Linked DNA regions of Homo sapiens: region 1 is linked to region 2. Evidence: chromatin loops called from intact Hi-C (ENCODE). Cell type or tissue: endothelial cell of umbilical vein. All regions are shown on one strand. Each heading gives the region's core, and the rest is flanking DNA. Links, peaks and the distances in the headings are about the cores only.

The links. A loop is a pair of places that touch in the nucleus more often than their neighbours do. Peaks named below come from ENCODE experiments on the same cell type or tissue, not always from the same donor. Only the 100,000 strongest peaks of a DNase experiment are listed, where the experiment ranks them.
Region 1: a loop joins it to region 2, with 14 times the contacts of the local background. A loop is called at or near these places in 67 of 110 quality-filtered maps.

Annotation. Positions count from the first base shown.
Region 1 is chr13:20,825,643-20,831,238 of GRCh38, reverse strand. XPO4 (exportin 4) reads left to right here. Exons shown (of 23, transcript NM_022459.5): 7 at 4,060-4,172. It overlaps LOC124903129 (a long non-coding RNA gene), which reads right to left. Exons shown (of 2, transcript XR_007063711.1): 2 at 4,385-4,745. Among named protein-coding and RNA genes, the nearest start is that of EEF1AKMT1, 54 kb to the right of the region's middle. In endothelial cell of umbilical vein, for the core only: a CTCF peak has its summit at 2,509 (motif pointing right); a DNase peak (open chromatin) is centred at 2,518; H3K27ac peaks cover 411 bases.
Region 2 is chr13:20,492,616-20,497,615 of GRCh38, reverse strand. The region is part of intron 2 of CRYL1 (crystallin lambda 1); the gene reads left to right. Among named protein-coding and RNA genes, the nearest start is that of CRYL1, 31 kb to the left of the region's middle. RefSeq lists an enhancer at 3,775-4,274. In endothelial cell of umbilical vein, for the core only: CTCF peaks have their summits at 2,336 (motif pointing left) and 4,785; DNase peaks (open chromatin) are centred at 1,945 and 2,285; H3K27ac peaks cover 531 bases.

The DNA of each region.
Region 1 (5,596 bases), core at 1-5,000, 330 kb before region 2:
TTTTAAAATATTGCTTTAAGAATAGTAGTGCTAGATTTCTGAATTCTGGTGGTACTGGTTCTGTTTGTTTTTTAAGTTAAGAATTTAAGAATTATCTGGGGTAGAAATGGTATTTTTTTTGATTTCTTATAAGAATTATTAAGAATTATCTGGGGTTGAAATGGTTTTTTTTATTTCTTATACATACAGATAGAAATAGTCATTTGAGAATACCTGATTAAAAATGAATTACCTTAATTCTTTATATTATTTTGAATGTAAAGATATGGTCCAGATTTGTGTATCATTATTCTGCCCACATTGTGATATGCTCTTCACTAGTTTTGTTTTTCAAATTGAAAAGTAATGCATGTACGTGAATAATAACAATATTTTAGGTAATATTAAACATTATACAATGCATAGTAAGCCTTTCTCCCATATAAAAGCCAGCATAGTCTGTTATTCGGGGCAGCAACTTCAGCAGTTTCATGGTACAGTCTGATAACTAAAACATATTTCTTGTCAAAATAACATTGTCTTTAAACATTTGTTCTGTATAAACATTATGATGCTGTTCCATATAAACGTTTATTATACTGTTCTTTTTGTTTCATGTTTTTTATTTAAATGCTTTTGGGAATAATTAATTTTTTTTAGTAGAGTGGGATATGATTTGTAGTTACAGGATTGTAATTGTGTCCTATGAAAAGTATAATATAGTACATGTGCATTTTTATTATGGTATATAATAGTGGTATTATTAGTGGTATAACCAGGCTGGCTGATAGAAGGTAGTGAAGTCTGCAGTGTTGTAGATTAGTTTTTCAGTGGAAGGTAAGTGTAGCCTCTTTGCATGGAGCATTACAAGTGTGCATTCTTGTTAGAAGGCAAACATCATGCCAGAGATAAAAATCCTTTCCAGGTTTGGAATTGGAAAACAAAAGTAACATGGAGTTTTGTAATAATTATGGGGAAAGGTATTTTCTGATAGATATTACATACTAACTCATAAATCTCCCATGCTCGTGGCCACGTGTAAGGAATTATAATCTTAAAACTATTCTGGTTACCAACACTTGAAGGAAATTGGCCATGGAATTGGGCATCAGGGACAGTGTGCTGAAAAACAGACCATGATTAGGAGAGGCTAAACCAAGATTTTAAAAAATCAGATTTCAGGGTTATTTTGAATCTGATGTTACATGAGCCATTGCAATGAATTCCATTTTATATCTGGGAAAAACCCTTTTTAAATAAAACTCATATCCATTTTCCCTTAATGTAAATAATTGATATCCAGAAGTATTAATAGAGTATATGCTTTTTATAATTTATAAAAAGATAGAGGAGAGAATTATATGAGAATTTTGGTTTAGGTTTAATAGTTTCCTTTTGTAAGATTTCTTCCTGTATTTTCTTACTGATACTTTTGTAAGATTTATTGAATCTTTAGCTTATCATCTCCCTCTTACCAAAACACACTGTTGCCCCCCTTGCTGTATTATACCTGGAGGGCATAATTAGAATGTGAGAGACTCTCCTCATTTCCTTGGAATAGAGTTTTTCATATATCCAGAAGTAGCAAAATTTATAAATATGATTCCCTTTGCTTCTGCCACCTGTATTCTTCCTCTGTACTTGAACTGTCTGCAGCTCTTGAAGGGAGGTTTGGGCTTTCATTCTCTTGCAGTTATAGCACCTGAAGTATTTGCCTTCTTACTCTGAGGGATCACACATCTGCTAGCTACTAAAATGGTAAATGGTCAGCTTTGGGGCCAACCATTTTATTATGGTTATGTGAACCCATTTATTTGTCTCATATCCTATATAATTTAAAAATAAAATCATGACACCTTTTATAAGCATACGAAATATTACAAAATCATTATTTTCCTAGTTATATTTCATTTGTTAGATTTGGCATATTGAAAATAAAGAGAAATAAAACTGGAAAACAGTAAGTGAAATACATTTAAATTTTTATGAAGTATGAAGAATTGGCCAGGTGTGCTGGCTCATGCCTATAATCCTTGCACTTTGGGAGGCTGAGCCAGGAGGATCACTTGAGCTCAGGAGTTCAAGACTTCCCTGGGCAACATAGTGAGACCCTGTCTCATTAAAAACAAACAAACAAACAAAAAGTACACACACACACAAAACACAAAGAATTGATTGCCTTACTCAGAACATTTATTTCATATACTATAGCCTTTGGCATCCCGTTATTGTGGAAAATTTCAAAGATACACAATAGTGGAGAGAATACCCAGCTTTAAACAGCCAGTCTTGTTTCATCTGTGCTCTGCCATCCCCAGAATATTTTGAAGCAAATCCTAGGTGTCAGATAAATCAGTATATTGTAGTATTGGGTGAAGAACACAACATTGACCTTAGACCATGATCGGTGCCTCTTAAGAAAATGAACTCACTCTATATTGTTAGCTCTTAGGGTTCACGGGCTGATTTTTTCCCCCTTTTTAAATTCGGGCTTCTTTCTTTTGGCTTTTTTGGCCTTCACCTCTTTCCCTGTACCTCCACAAGGGGGCAGATAAAGGAAGAGAGAAGGGAAGTTTAAATGAACCAGATTTGAGTTTCACTTTTGTTAATCAGTCGAATAGAGTTGCAGAAGATTTTGGGGGTGACTTTTCAGAAACAAGCAGTGATTTTTCTCCTTGAAACAACTCATAGTGCCCCTCCTTGCTCTTCAGAGACAGAATAATATTAGCTATTTTAAAAGGGGTTAAGCAATTATCTTAAAAAAAAGTTTCCAGAGCATTATTACAGCCTTTAATTTTCCCTGTGAATAATAATTTTTCTGTAAAAATAACGATTTAGACTTTACTCAAAATATAGTATTTGAATTTCTATCTACTTTTTTCAGACGATAGCTCTGGGTGATTATCATTAAGATTTCTCATTGAGTGATGTGAATGTTGCATAGTCGAAGTATTTTAGCTGGGCAATTGATTACCAATGGAAGGGGCATAACCACTGTTTTTTGTTTGTTTGTTTGTTTTGAGACAGAGCCTCTCCCTGCCACCCAGGCTGGAGTGCAATGGTGTGATCTCGGCTCACTGCAACCTCTGCGGGAGAGTGTTTTCAAGCGACTCTCCCGCCTCAGCCTCCCAAATAGCTGGGATTACAGGTGCCTGCCACCATGCCCAGCTAATTTTTGTATTTTTAGTAGAGATGGGTTTCACCATGTTGGCCAGGCTGGTCTCGAACTCCTGACCTCAGGTGATCCGCCTGCCTTGGCCTCCCAAAATGTGGAGATTACAGGCGTGAGCCACCGTGACTGGCCGAGTTTTCTCATTTCTTCAAAGCCTCAGTTACTGTGGCAGTATCAATGAATCGTATTCATAAAAACCTACAAATATATGATGGTTACTTTGTTTATGGTAAAACAGTATTCTGTTTGAAGCATGTTTGAAATTGAATGCCTGAACACCATATAAATTGCTTTTTAGTCTGTGGGAATTTTAAATAAGCATCTATAAAGTTTTTTGTCAATAGATTATTTCTTTGTCTTGATATTTAGATACTGTGACCTGTGGGAGTTTTTTTTCTTTAATATTATATGTGTTTACTCTTTTTGTTCTTTTGCTTTTCCAGTGAATATATTTCTTCTGGAAAAATGCTATTTTTCCAAGTAGACTATATGAAACTCACATTTTGTATATGTGGTGTTAATTGTTGCAAGATATTGGGGGAAATGATGGGATAAACTTGCAGAAATTGATTCTTTTTACATGAATTTTGGCATATGCTTTGCAGTAAGTGTATTTCCTTCTGTTGCCACCATTAAATTCTCTGGTTCTCAAAGTTTCTGTATGCCTACAGCATGACACATAATTACAATGAAAGCATTACCTTACATTCCTGTAACATTCTTTTTTTCCCCAGGCACTTAATGCCTTCTATTCCTTAGCTTCATGGATGAATTATGTAGCATATGTGAAGAGGCTTAAACTGTTACCATTACAAATTCTTTCTAGATGGCTCCTGTTATATTTAGGATATACTTATACTTTAGACAAAGTAAGAATGTTATTGTTGTTGACCTTGACACCAAATAACTGGGCAGACATTATATAGCTATGTTTGAATCCTCGCAAAATGTGCTGTTGAAGCCAACAGAGTCCTGGCGGGAGACTCTTCTGGACAGCAGAGTTATGGAGCTTTTCTTCACAGTAAGTTTTAGTCTTCATCTCTGGTAGCAAGAGCCATAGAAAAGAGGAAATGCCTTGGCGAGTTTCTTAAGTAAAACAGAACAGATTGCTTTTCTCCCCTAAAGTCTTGTCTTCTCATCAGTATGGCTGCTTAAACAGAAATTATTTTAAAAGGTTCTTGCTAATTTATAAAAATGTCACATGGTTATGAAGGGCTTAATATCCTGCAGCAGAAGTTCTCAAACTTTTAATTTCAGGACCCCTCTATACTCTTAAAAATTTATTGAGAACTCCAAAGAGCTTTTCTTTATATAGGTTATATTTGTCCTGTTAAAAATTCAAACAAAACTTTACAAAATAATGTGCTAAAAAGTAACAGTAAGAAACGATTACATATTAACATAAGTAACATTTTAATTAACTATATTTTTGAAAACGAAGCAAGTTTAATGAGAAGAATAGCATTGTTTTGCATTTTTGTAAATCTATAATATCAGACTTAATAGAAGACAGTCAGATTATCTTACCTGCTTCTGCCTTCAGTTAGTTGCAGTATCGCACATCGTGTGGCCTCGGGGAAATTCCACTTTTTACCTGTGTGACAGTGAGAATGGGAAACGCAGATACTGTCTTCATATTATTATGCAAATAGTTTTTTTCCTCACAGGCAACCTGACAGGCTTTTAAAAAGCTTCAGGGATCCCTGGGCCATAGTTTGAGAACTGCTATTCTAGAGTGTAGGTTTTATACTTATTATATTTATGAGTCATTGGTTAAGTTGGTATTATGGAATAGCAGTTTATCTCATGTATAACTTTAGACAGTCCTCTTTATTATTGGCTAAATATCAAGATGTAAGCAGTATGTTCCCACATTGGCCAGTGTGTATCCCCAATAAAACGGTCAAAAGCTGGAAAAACAATTCATATGTGTGTGTTTATGTGTTGGATGCTAATTTGCAGTTATAGGGGGAATATACAAGTTAATTAGATATAATGACGTGGACAGAAGCCCAAGTAAAAATCAATTAAAAGTAAAAAAGCTATTTTGCTTAATCCCAATTGTTAATTTTAGTTTCTTTTCATTTGTTGTAAAAATATAGATGAGCCCTTCAACTGCCTTTTTCTGATTGAACCATTTAAAATAAAGTAGTTATGTGGTATGTATTTTAAAATATCTAGAACAAGGTTATCTATCCATGGGTATATATAAAGGATATTTTCTATAGAAATATTCAGACTGAGCATTAAATCACCTTGTGGTTTCTTTTTAAAATCAGAGAAATGATGGCTAAAACCACTATCAAGATCAAAGAGATAATTGTAACTAAATTTTAAAATTCCGTTGCCTGCCTCATCTGACAGGAATTGTTTTGATACGAATCCAAGTCCAAGTCTTTGTATTATGCACTTGACTGAAAGTAGATTCCACTCCAGCAGTTTTTG
Region 2 (5,000 bases), core at 1-5,000:
ATGTAGTTGTGTGTGGTGTGTGTGGTGCATATATATGGTGTGTGTAGTGCCTATATGTGGTGTGTGTAGTTGTGTGTGTGTGGTGTGTGGTGTCTAGTGCGTATATGTGGTGTGTGCTGTGTGTAGTTGTGTGTGTGGTGGTGTGTGTGTAGTGTGTATATGTGGTGTGTGTAGTTGTGTGTATGGTGGTGTGTGTGTAGTTGTGTGTGTGGTGGTGTGTGTGTAGTGTGTATATGCGGTGTGTGTAGTTGTGTGTATGGTGGTGTGTGTGTAGTGTGTGTGGTGGTGTGTGTGTAGTGTGTATATGCGGTGTGTGTAGTTGTGTGTATGGTGGTGTGTGTGTAGTTGTGTGTATGTGGTGTGTGGGCACGCATGGCTCTCGCCTCTCAGGGTGTCCTCTATCTGAAGCCCCTGGTATCTGTAGCACCCCCCAACGGCCTCTTGTGTCTGGCCTATTGTGGTTGGATTTCTTTAGTAGTGGCACCGCTTTCAGTAAACTCTTGTCACCTCCCACTCCTCATTCACACTGTGTCCTCTTTGGTACCTGCAGATTCTGACCTTTTCCACGTCTCTCAGGAGCTATTGCGACTTGCTTTTCGTTGGCATTTTCCTTAACCCCATGCCTAAGTTTTAGCTTTCTCCACCTCATTCAATCATTTACCTGACTACTTTTGCATGATTTCCAATTTTCCAAAAAATTAGCATATTTTGTCCATTTTGTCTCCCAATAATCTCTGACCTTGTGGGCCTACACTTTTTTTTTTTTTTTTTGAGACGGGGTCTTGCTCTGGTGCCCGGGCTGGAGTGCAGTGGCATGATCTCTGCTCACTGCAGCCTCCACCTCGGGGGCTCAAGTGATCCTCCTACCTCAGCCTTTTTGCCATGTTGCCCAGGCTGGTCTCAAACTCCTGAGCACAAGAGATCTGATCTGCCTGCCTCGGCCTCCCAAAGTGTTGGGATTATGGGTGTAAGCCACCACACCAGGCACAGGTCTATGCTTTTAAAAAAAGATCCATTATTAGCCTGGTTTTACTAAGGTTTCTGGAGGGAGCAGAGATAAATAGATGTGCTTTATGTTACTGTGTGTAATTCAAAGTCCAGGACCTAGATTATTGCATGAATTAACGGGAATATACTAGCCAAAACGATTTTCTAAGTCATTCTGTAAAATCTATGAGCTTGTTATACCCTAAATCGACTTATTTCTAAATTCTAGTTCTCATGAAGTTTGGCCATCTTTGCCATTTTAACGTGTATAATAGTTGAGTAGCATTAAGTACGTTCACATGGTTGTGCAATCTGCAGAGCTTTTTCATCTTGTAAAACTGAACTCTGTGCCCATTAAACAACTCTTCTTTTGTGCCTCTGCCAGCCCCTGGCATCCACCATTCTACTTTCTGTCACTGTGAGTTTGACTGCTCTGGGTACCTGTTGTAGGTGGAGTCATATGGCATCTGTCCTTTTGTGTCTGGCTTATTTCACTTAAGCATAATGTTAAGTAAAAAGTTCATCCTAGGCCGGGCGAGGTGGGTCACACCTGTAATCCCAGCACTTTGGGAGGCCAAGGCAGGTGGATCACCTGAGGTTAGGAGTTCAAGACCAGCCTGGCCAACATAGAGTGAAAACCCGTCTCCACTAAAAAATACAAAAATCAGTTGGGTGTGGTGGTGCATTCCTGTAGTCCCAGCTATTTGGGAAGCTGAGGCAGGAGAATCGCCTGAAGCCGGGAGGGGGAGGTTGTAGTGAGCTGAGACTGCGCCACTGCACTCCAGCCTGGCATATGACATATGACAGGACTTCCTTCCCCTGTGGGGCCGAATAAGATTCCACCGTAGGTGTGAAACCATGTTTTGTTTATCCCTCCATCTGTTGGTGGACTTTTGGATTGCTTGCTTCTTCTGTTGTTGACAACACTGCTAGGAACATGACTGTGCAAATCTCTCTTTGCGATCCCGCTTCAGTTCTTTTGGATATATGCACAGCAGTGGGGTTCCTGGATCATATGGTGGCTCTATTTTTAACTTTTTGAGTTACCACCATACGTTTTCCACAGCAGCTGTGCCGTTTCCACATTCCCATCATCAGTGCACAAGGTTCCAATTTCTTCAGTCTTTTTTAAAAATAAATACATGCTCCTTTTGAGTACATTTCAAAGATAGAAACATTAAAAAAAATTAAAATCACCCATACCCTGTCCTACCGTGAGAATTGTTAACATTTCCTTTTCTCTAATTTTAAGTAAAAATTTAACTTTACTGGTTAGGAGCCAGTATTTTGAGTCCTAGTGTTAGGCTGACCTCTAGAGGTAGAACTGGCACATTGCAGCCTTCTACTAGTGCCTCTAACCTGACGTTAACTGTTAAGTGTGGCAATGCCACAGCCTGGTATGTGTGTGGCATTTGAAAATCCCGGTTGATTGGCACATCTTTTCTAGGTGTTTATGTACGTCTTCTACAAAGCTTGATGCAGAAGTTCTTCCAAAAGAATAAAAAAAATTGGAATTAATCTAACTGGGACAAAATGTTGCCAAAAGGCTGGGTTTGATTTGTGGCATGTGGATTTGTTGGCCCTAAAGAGAACACAGGGGTCTGTCTGCAGATGTCGGAAGCTCCTCCGCAGCTTTCACTGGACGTCCCTCGGGACCACACAGCAGGGTCCTGGAGTTTGCAGTTGGCTGATGGGTTCATGTGTGACCGTGTCTCTCCCTCATGCCCAGGTTCTCTGTCCTACCTGTGTGTGCTGCCCAGGGAGGAAGGGCCTGAGGCAGAACCACCACTGCACATTCCTCAGCCTGAGTCTGCTCTGAAAGAGGCGAGTGGTTGTGTCTTTTCTTGCCACTGCTTGCTGTCTCCATGGGACATTCTCATTCCGGGGTGGTCCCTGGAGGATCGAGGAACAAGAGACTCCTGTTCTCCCATTATCTGTCTAATCTCATGCAGTACTTTTGGGAAAAAAGGCTAAAAGTTTGCTTTGGATTAGTGGAAAGGTTTGAAGACGCACAGCTGGCCTACTAAGGCTTGGAGCAGGTGCTTTGAGCACATCAGGCGCTCAGACATAGTTTCCTAAAGGATGCAATGGTTACTCACTATGTTCCCAGACCTTGGCATCCAGAGACCCTGTGTGTGTTCAGTGGAAAGATGGTTGGGTGAGGCTGGGATGATGGCGCTAAGAGATTCATTTAGGTTTTGTTTACTTAAAAAGTGACAAAGAGGATTGGCGGTGGTTAGTTCTGGAGGGTGGAGAGATGAGGATGTTTATTATTCTTTCTACATTTAAAATTTCTTAAATAAATTATGAAAAGGAAATAGTCTTAGAAAAGCAATGGGCGCAGTATTAAACATCTCACTTATTCCTCCGTAACACAAAAAACTTTCAATTAAGCTGAAGTGAGTTTTTGCTTGGTAGCTACAAATAGCTCTTCTGCCATATGAATGTTTTTCTTCTGGTTGTGTTTATGGGCAGTGTGGTTGTCTTTTACCAATGTTGACTCCAAGGCTTAGCCACTGCTGCAGGTCAAACTTATATAAATCGTATAGTTAAAAACTGAAAAATTCAAATGTGTTGTAATCTCCAAACAAAGTCTGCGCTAGGCCCTTTCAGGCTATAAAGGACAGGGTACTCTGATTTCTGCTCTTGATGAGGGTTGATTGTGATACCAGGCGAGGGAGTAAGAGATACAGGACACCATCTCTGCGGCTGCATCTTTGTCGCAGAAACAGACATTGTTCAGGGGACACCTGAGCCTCTGATAGTCAGCCAGTGGCTCTGGCAGCTCACAGCAGTTATAGGGTGGCTGTGTCCTTTTCTAAAGTCCTGACTTTTTATGGCCTGTGGTCATGGTGACTCCACTACGGGCTGTGTTTCTGTTGCTCCTTCCTGCCCTCAACCAGTCTGCCCACTGTGGAAGTCTGCATTTCTTCTCCTTCTCCTTCTCCTTCTTTCTTCTTCTTCTTCTTCTGATGGAGTTTAGCTCTGTCGCCCAGGCTGGAGTGCAGTGGCGTGATCTCGGCTCACTGAAATATCCACCTCCCAGGTTCAAGTGATTGTCCTGCCTTAGCCTCCTAAGTAGCTGGGATTACAGGGATGTGCAGCCTCACCTGGCTAATTTTTGTATTTTTAGTAGAATCGGGGTTTCACCATGTTTGCCAGGCTGGTCTCAAACTCCTGAGCTCAGGTAATCTGCCCACCTCGGCCTCCCAAAGTGCTGGGATTACAGGTGTGAGCCACCGCGCCTGGCCTGGGTCTGCATTTCTGACCGCCCTGTCGCTATAGGGCTCAGGCTTCCCTTGGGCTGGTTACTGCAGCCACCACCGGCTGCCTATGGGCCTCTGCCATTGGCCCAGATTCACATGTGGGGTCCAGTCCGTGGAAGTCATGGTAGTAAGCTCACATGGCAAGAAGGTAATGGAGAATTTCAGAGGCCTGCCTCGGAGCACCAGTTCCAAGGGGTGCTTGACAGCCACAGCTGGCGGCTGCTCAGTCTTGCTAATCTAGAGCTTCGATTGTAACAGCCAACCCGAGTCTGTGCAAGATGGGAATCTAATTGGAGATCTCTGACAGAAGCTAGAGTTCTCTAACAGCTACATCATTGGCGAAAAAGAGAACTTGGATCCCCTAAATGGAGGGTCACCGGTGGGGGCATTGACTCTGAGTGGAGGGGAGGAAGAGTTTCTCTGAGAATTTATAACCATAGAGCAATCCTCAAATTCATACTACCTGTGTCATCTGGAAAACCCCCAAGCCAAGAATTCAGATTGGTTCCTTGGTTGGTAGCACCCCCAAGTGCCTGGCAGGAGCAAATTGCATATCATCCTCAGAACAATATACCTGCAACCACAGTTAGATGTCCAGATTTTTGGCATAGCTTTGGATGAGCCAGAACTTTACATGGCAAATGGGACGTTGCAGATGTAATTGAATTAAGAATGGCAAGATGGGGAGATTATCCTGGAATAGCTGGCTTGGCCTGGTGTAATCACATGGGTCCTTAGAGGGATAAA